Linked DNA regions of Homo sapiens: all the other regions are linked to region 3. The links are chromatin loops, found by intact Hi-C in ENCODE. Cell type or tissue: gastrocnemius medialis. All regions are shown on one strand. Region 1 overlaps ENOX1 (ecto-NOX disulfide-thiol exchanger 1). Region 2 overlaps ENOX1 (ecto-NOX disulfide-thiol exchanger 1). Region 3 overlaps ENOX1 (ecto-NOX disulfide-thiol exchanger 1).

Region 1 (2,500 bases), 150 kb before region 3:
GATTGGAGATTCAGTATTTGAGAGGAGAAAGTAAGGAAGGATTAGACTTTAAGAAAAAAAAAGAACCCATTACTTTTTTAACAATATATGTAAAGATGGAAATTGTTTTCTCTAACAGCACAGGAGCATATGATGTACTCGCTCATTAAAGCAAACGCACAAACTGAAAATCGAGGAAGACACAAACACAGGAAGACAAAGGGGAGAAGGCAGCGCAACCCGAAGAATCAGTTCCATGCCCTGTTAGGAAAAGCTGCCCCTGTGAGCTTCAGAGATAATGAGTTGTAATTCTACTCAGCGCAAAGAGGAGGACTGCTTAAATCACAGCAAGAAAGAATCCAATTACGTATACAGTAGAACTTTATCACAACTGTACTGAAATGACAGGAAGGAAGGGTTATTCATCACAGACCGTGGCCCTGTCTGGCTCCTCTCTGTGTTGCCGGCTCCAAGCAGAGACTGGCCACAGCCAAGGCTCGGCAAAGGTTTCTTTTTGGTTGTCTGTTCCCAGTTGGACGAGATGAAAACAAACAAAAAAAAATCCTGTTTACTGATTCACAGGCCAGTGTTTTATCAATTGGATGAGCATTTTTCAGAAGGCAGGTTGGGGCTTTGTGTTCAGGATTTTAGAGGCATGGCAGTTGAATTAATTAAAGCACTCATTCATTTGAATTAAAGATCCATTCAGCATTTCCTGGGCACGTATGACTGCCAGGATCTGGAGTTACAGAGGTAACAGTAGTAAGTTCCCCACTTGAGTTTGAGGAGAGGATAAAGGATGGGAACCAAACTCAGCAAAAGAGTCGGGACACATGAGCTGAGGCTCAGAGGACACAGAGAGAGTCCAGGAAGGGAATTGCTGGGAGAGAGCCTGGTAGGCCTGGGGAATTCCAAACAATTTTTCATGGCTCTTTCATGGTGTGCATCTGGCAGTGTGGCCACAATGTCTGGAGAGACTGCAGGAATTAGATCAGATCAGAGAGACCCTGCTGTTCAAGCTAGTGAATTTCAACTTTGCTCTCCCTGGAACTCAGAGTCAGAGATGCACCCTGCCAGGCCAGGGCTCCGGTGCCTGGGCCGCCCTTCCTCACTTCTTCTCTCTTTGTCTGCTGCCCGCTAGCCATGCCTTGCTCCTTTTCTGCCCTTTCTAGTCAATGCCTCAGTTAAGAGTCTCATATTTGAGATGAGAACTAGATTTCATTTGAAAGAAAGGCAGTTGAGGCCTCTTGCCAGGCAAGGCTGGGCATACTAACTAGGTTAGGTGTGGGCAGGGAGGAGGGACAGAGAGAAGTTGTCAGTACTAGGAACAAGTCTGGTCTGGAAGGAAGAACATAGCGTTTTAAGAAAATAATAAGAGAAAGAGGCAGTAATCAGGCTAAATGGCTGCATTACAGGTGTAGTCCTGGGCTGAGGGTGTCCTGACAAAGTGGCTGAACACAGAGATTATTAGCGCAGATAAAACACAGGTCCAGGTGGGGCAGCTGCCCAGAGGACTCTGTCTACAGGTCACAGGGCCTGCACCCCCTGGTCCAGGGTTCAGACCCAGCCCAGGGGAAATAAAGTTTGCAGGAACATCATGGAGTCATAAGTTGAGAAATACTAGGCCAATTGGCAGGTTACCTAAGCCAGGATTCAGGCAGGAGAAGCAAGACAGGATTCAGACAACAAAATAGAAGCCTGGGGTTTGGGGAAGGAGATAGACCCCTCAGTTATCAGATACGGAGCACAGGTCACAGCCTGACCAGCATAAAGCCTGCTTGGATGCTGAGTCTTAGAATGCAGGGCTCCAGAGCCCCCTTCCTCCCGCCTGACGCCAGATGGACCCTCAAGTCCAGGGACAGAGTAAGTGTGTGGGGCCAGGTCCCAGGACTTGTGCAGGGCACAGAGACAGGCTGGAAGGGCTCTAACAAACATGCAATTGTGCTGCTTCTTTTTCCAGAATTACTGGGTTAAAATTACTGACCTATCATCACTCTGCAGAGAAGCCACGTGATACCTGAAGACATTCTGTTTACCAGAAGTTTCCAGTGGAGAAACTTTTTCAGAAGTCTCCTATTGCAATTGACAAGTCTTGTTGTTCTATAATGTCATTGAATTTGTAAACTATTAAAGTAATGCTCTTTTTCATTCCATGTTTTCTTTTTTCAAGCATTCTTAAAAAACTGTTTTGTGAACAGCAGAGGAAAAGTGAACATTTTAAAAAAGGTGATCTTAAAGTCAAGGGATCTGGCACAGCTGGATGACCTAAGGCTGACCAGCTTTTTTTTTTTGACATGAGTGTTGCACTGTCATCCAGGCTGGAGTACAATGGCACAATCTCAGCTCACTGCAAGCTCCGCCTCCTGGGTTCATGCCATTCTCCTGCCTCAGCCTCCTGAGTAGCTGGGACTACAGGCGCCCGCCACCATGCCTGGCTAATTTTTTTTGTATTTTTAGTAGAGACGGGGTTTCACCGTGTTAGCCAGGATGGTCTCGATCTCCTGACCTCGTGATCTGCCTG
Region 2 (2,500 bases), 52 kb before region 3:
AGTGGGTACAATAATTGGCAAATTAAAGTGCCTGGGAAGAGCTGGGCCACCTGCATCAAAAAGCATCACCTTGGAATGGCTAATGAAGATAAATGTATGCAGCTAGCTTTACTGACAACTACTTCAAACACCAGCAGACTGAAAAAGCAACACTACAGTACTTATTTCATTTACTGTAAAGTACGCACCATGTGAAATTTTTGTTATTTAAAGGAAAAAATACCCAACCCCTCTCAATATGTTGTACACATGCCGGCTGAATCGAGGCTAGTACTTACTCCTAAAAAGCCAATGCTTTTCTTTTAAACTGGCAAACTGGGATCAATTTGCTTATTAAAACGTTGAATTTGTATTTTCATGACAACTAGATTCAAATAAATTAGAAGACTACAAAAAAGAAAATAATCCAATTTCAATAAAATTGCTACTCTTATTCATCCATTCATTTATTTGACAGTTATTGAATACCTACTATGTGCAGGTACTGTGCTTGACATTTGGCAGAGAGAGACGAATGACATCTCCTTAAGGAGGTTGTGGACTATTTGCAGGCAAGAGGCATGCTTACAGGCACACACACAGGCAACTAGAACCATGTGCTATTGTAGAAACATTTCAGAAAGGTGTCCCTTTCCCTTAGAGTCTTTCAAGAGAAGGCTCACTCTTAAGCTGAATTCTAAGATGATTTCTGAAGAGTTTTTGAGGGTGAGTAAGCTTGAGAATGGTCTTCCAAGCTGAAAAAAGTAGCATGTTCAAAATCAACAAGAAGGTCAGGATCTGCTTGAGGAAAAAAAGTGCCTTCAAAATATATGAAGGAAATAAATACAGAAATAAATATAGGAGGCAAGAGGTCAACAGATGATGAAGATGAAAGCTAGACAAGGGTAAGAATATGAAGGGCCCCAGAAGATATGTTGAGGAGCTTGCATTTAGTTCTGCAGGGCAGTACTTTTCAGAATATGTGACAGAGAACCCTGGGGACCTGGGGAAGGAGGGAGGCAGCCTGGAAGGGAGTGAGGAGTGAGAAGAGGCTGAGCAGTCAGGACTCAGGCCCTGTACCTCTACTCATACCACAAGAGCTTTGCCAATATCTGTTTCACCTTTTGGGCCTTCTTATTATTAGTGTTTTTGACAATTTTTTATACTGGAATAATCTTAAATTTGCAGAAAAAATTGCAAAGATAATAGAAAGAGTTCCTACATACTCCTCCCCCACTTTCCCCCACTGTTAACATCTCACATTACCATGGCCTGGTACGTTTGTGACAACTAAGAAGCCAACATTGGTGCATCACTACTAACTCAACTCCAGACTTCATTTGGATTTTACCAGTCTTTCTATTAATGTCCTTTCTCTGTTCCAGGATCCAGTCCAGTCTAGGATATCACATTGCATTGTGTCATCATGTCTCTTCAGTCTTTTTTGGTCTGTGACAGTTTCTCAGTTTTTTCTTGCTTCCCATGACATTGACGGTCTTGATGTGTATTAGCCAAGTATTTTTAAAGCATGCCCTCACTTTTGGCTGATTAGGGTTATTGGGAAGAATATCACCGAGGTAAGGTAAACTTCTCATCACATCACATCAGGGGGCAGGCAAATGACATCAGCCTGATTTATCATGGTGATGTTAACCTTGATCACCTGGTTAAGATAATGTTTACCAGGCTTTTTCACTGTGAAGTTACTATTTCCCCTCTTTGGAAGCCAGTCATAAATCCAGCCCACATTTAAGGGGGAGGGTAAGCTTCACTATCTGAAGGTGGATATATCTACCTGTACTATTTGGAATTCTTTTAGAAGAAAGACTCTATTTATTTATTTGTTCGATTGTTTATTTATATTAGGATGAACTCAGACATTTATTTTATACTTTCGGTTATAATCAAATACCATGTTATTTATTTTGTGGCTCAAATTGTTCCAGCTTTGGTCTCTGGGAGCTCTATTAAATTGGTTCCTGTATGCCTTTCACATGCCTACATCTTTTTGTTTTTTGAGCACTTATTTTTTTAGGGCATACCATGTGCTCCAAGATCTTGTATTTTTACTGTCCCAGCCACAAACTCAGTCATTTCTCTGAGGATCCCTAGTTCCTATTATTGGAGGATAATATTTAGAAACCACGGTCTGGGCACTGCATGTGCTTGATGCTACTGAGGTATCACTGCTCCCAGGCCCCCTCAGCAGAAAGAGCCAAGAAGTATAAATACATATTCAAACCCAGTTATATGCACATGTCTATAATTGTTTCTGTGTCTGTCCGTATGCATATTTATCAAATTAAATAGTAGTTAAGCTAACATGAAGTTAGCTGATATGTCCAACTCTAATCCAGCATTACAGGGTTTGTTGCAGCCCCCTCTCCTAGCTTATGGAAATTGTCCTGACAATGAGAAACCTGGCTTGCACCACCTACCATCCATTCATTTATTTGTTCAGCCTCAGTATTTGGGTCTTCTTTTGAAGAGATTTCTGTTACTTTAAAATAATAATATATAA
Region 3 (2,500 bases):
TCTGAGAGTGGGGCCAAGAATCTGCATTTTAATGAGGTCCCTAGGTAATTTTCATTCATAGTAGAGTTACAGAAAGGCTAAGTCTTTTCTTCTATTCCTAAACTTTGGAGTATCCGTTTTTCATCAGAAATGCTTCTGGGATCTTTAAATTAATTGCCTGGGTTGTCTTAGGAACAAGTCAAATACTTATATAATATTTTCTACATCCTAGGTCTTGTTAATTGATTAAATTCTCACAACAACCTTACAAGGTAGATAATAGTATTACAATACTCATGTTATAGATAAGGAGACTTAGGCACAGAAAAGCTAAAGGGACTTCCCTCAAATTACACACAAGATGTGATCCTGGGCCATCTGGCTCCAGAGTCCATTTGTCAACCACTACACTATGCTAGTGCTACAGCTTCAAACAAAGAATCACAGTCACTGAAAAGTGCTGGAGAGCAACTGCTCGTGGAAATCTTTGCTCTGAGCTTCATGGAACAGATCAGAGTTCCTCCAGGATGTCCTGCTCCATACTCCAATGCCTTCACAGCTGTTCTCCCTGCTAACATGCCATGTATGCCCTCCTAATCTGACAAAACCTGGACACTTCCTGGATGTCCAGAGTGAGCCTGATGTCCCTCATTTTTGTTCCCAGGGCCTAGTGCACACAAGCCTCCTGGCACTAATTATACTAACCTATACCTGCAAATCTAAGCCTATTTTCCACAGGAAACTAGAACTTCCTAAGGGTAGATATTGAGCCTTATTTATTTTCTGCCCTAAGTATCTAGCAGTCAGCGGGAACTCCATAGATGCTTGTGGAATAAGTGAATGGTGGAATATACAGTAAAGAATGGTTATTCCCTTTATAACAGAATTTACCAAAAGTTTCTGAATCCCTGTGTTCATTGACATATCATTAATGTCTTGACAGAAAGCCTAAAGGACTGAAAGGTAAAGCCACTGCCAACTGGAGATCAATCCAGTATCAGATAAAACATCTTTGAAGTCATGATGTAAGTCAGTGGGAAAGCTTCTACGGGATCTAAAAATGTGAATTAGACACAGCTTTTCAAGGACACTCCTGTTGCACAAAAGGGAGTGTACACGTTAGAGAAGGTTTGCCTCAGTGCTATCAACATGTAAGCAGATGGGGACATGAAACAGCTTGTGAATTCAGTCCTTTTCTCTCCAGCTGGCAGAAGCAAGGATTTTGAGAACTCTGCTCTCCTGTCTACTGAAGGATCATGTTTCCCTGCTCTGCAATGACCATCAAAGCCATCTGGGAAAAACAAAATTCTTTTGCACAAGAACATAGGGAGCAACAGGGAAGAACAAAGCTGCAGTACTTTGGTTCTTTGGCTCCCGCTTCTGGAAAACTCTAGTTGGTATTTTATCTAGCTTGTTCTCTCAGTGGTGTAGTAAATCAAACAGGATAGTTGCAAAATGTTCTACAGTGTTGGGGAAGAAGAATTTCTTACATGCCTAGAAAGCCACCAGGGTTGTAAATTAAATTCCTCAAACAAAGCAGCCCCAAACACACAGAATATTAGCTTCCCCATTTTGTGTAGTTTTCTAAGCTCTTGAGATTGTGTACATGTTAAACACATTCACTGCCATTTTCTTCCTTGAAAAAGATTTTGAGTTTTCTGTCACATCAAAGAATGTATATCAAAGAAATACAAAATGGAATTTGTGATTAGTAGAAACAGAGCATATTAATTTTTCCTTCTAAACAATACCCTAAGATGAAAACAGGCTAAAGCCATTATGCTAATCCAGTGATGGAAGGCACAGATTACCACACAAATAAACAATGTGTGTTACAGAATACAGACTAGAGTGTGCCTCACAATTATATTTTATGGTGGAATATATGTTTACGGAGCTTTTGGCCTGGTCATTTAAGAAAAATGTCCTTAGGCTGGGTGTGGTGGCTGAAGCCTGTAATCCCAGCACTTTGGGAGGCCGAGGCGGGTGGATCACCTTGAGGTCAGGAGTTCAAGACCAGCCTGGCCAACATGGTGAAACCCGGTCTCTACTAAAAATACAAAAATTAGCTGGGCGTGGTGGTAGGTGCCTGTAACCCCAGCTATTTGGGAAGCTGAGGCAGAAGAATCACTTGAACCTAGCAGTTGGAGGTTGCAATGAGCCCAGATCGCGCCATTGCACTCCAGCCTGGGCAACAAGAGTGAAACCCTGTCTCATAAAAAATGCCCTTAAGTTTGTAGGTCTCTACAAGTTTCATGTGAAATATGGAGTTCTGTGAAAGCCATATCTCATGGAATAAATCCCAATCAATGTCTTTGACCAGAAGTTCAGGAGTGAGTGCCCTCTGCCTATGGTCACAGGTTTAATCAACTCCAGTATGGGCCAGTTATCTCTGCTACTATGGTCTGAATGTGTGTGTCTCCCCAAAATTCATATGTTGAAATCCTAACCTCCAAGGTGATGTTATTCAGTGGTGCGGGCCTTTGGGAGGTGACTACATCACTAGAATGGGATTAGTGCT

Evidence for each region. Peaks named below come from ENCODE experiments on the same cell type or tissue, not always from the same donor. Only the 100,000 strongest peaks of a DNase experiment are listed, where the experiment ranks them.
Region 1: a loop joins it to region 3, with 1.8 times the contacts of the local background. A loop is called at or near these places in 2 of 110 quality-filtered maps.
Region 2: it touches region 3 in a loop (2.5-fold over the local background); 3 of 110 quality-filtered maps call a loop at or near these places.

What each region holds. Positions count from the first base shown.
Region 1 is chr13:43,364,024-43,366,523 of GRCh38, forward strand. The region is part of intron 5 of ENOX1 (ecto-NOX disulfide-thiol exchanger 1); the gene reads right to left. Among named protein-coding and RNA genes, the nearest start is that of ENOX1-AS2, 84 kb to the right of the region's middle. In gastrocnemius medialis, no CTCF peak of the experiment used is centred here; no DNase peak of the experiment used is centred here; H3K4me3 peaks cover 801 bases; H3K27ac peaks cover 1,316 bases.
Region 2 is chr13:43,463,447-43,465,946 of GRCh38, forward strand. The region is part of intron 3 of ENOX1 (ecto-NOX disulfide-thiol exchanger 1); the gene reads right to left. Among named protein-coding and RNA genes, the nearest start is that of ENOX1-AS2, 16 kb to the left of the region's middle. In gastrocnemius medialis, no CTCF peak of the experiment used is centred here; a DNase peak (open chromatin) is centred at 1,275; H3K27ac peaks cover 1,308 bases.
Region 3 is chr13:43,515,305-43,517,804 of GRCh38, forward strand. All of the region lies in intron 2 of ENOX1 (ecto-NOX disulfide-thiol exchanger 1), which reads right to left. Among named protein-coding and RNA genes, the nearest start is that of ENOX1-AS2, 68 kb to the left of the region's middle. In gastrocnemius medialis, no CTCF peak of the experiment used is centred here; a DNase peak (open chromatin) is centred at 1,227; H3K27ac peaks cover 1,147 bases.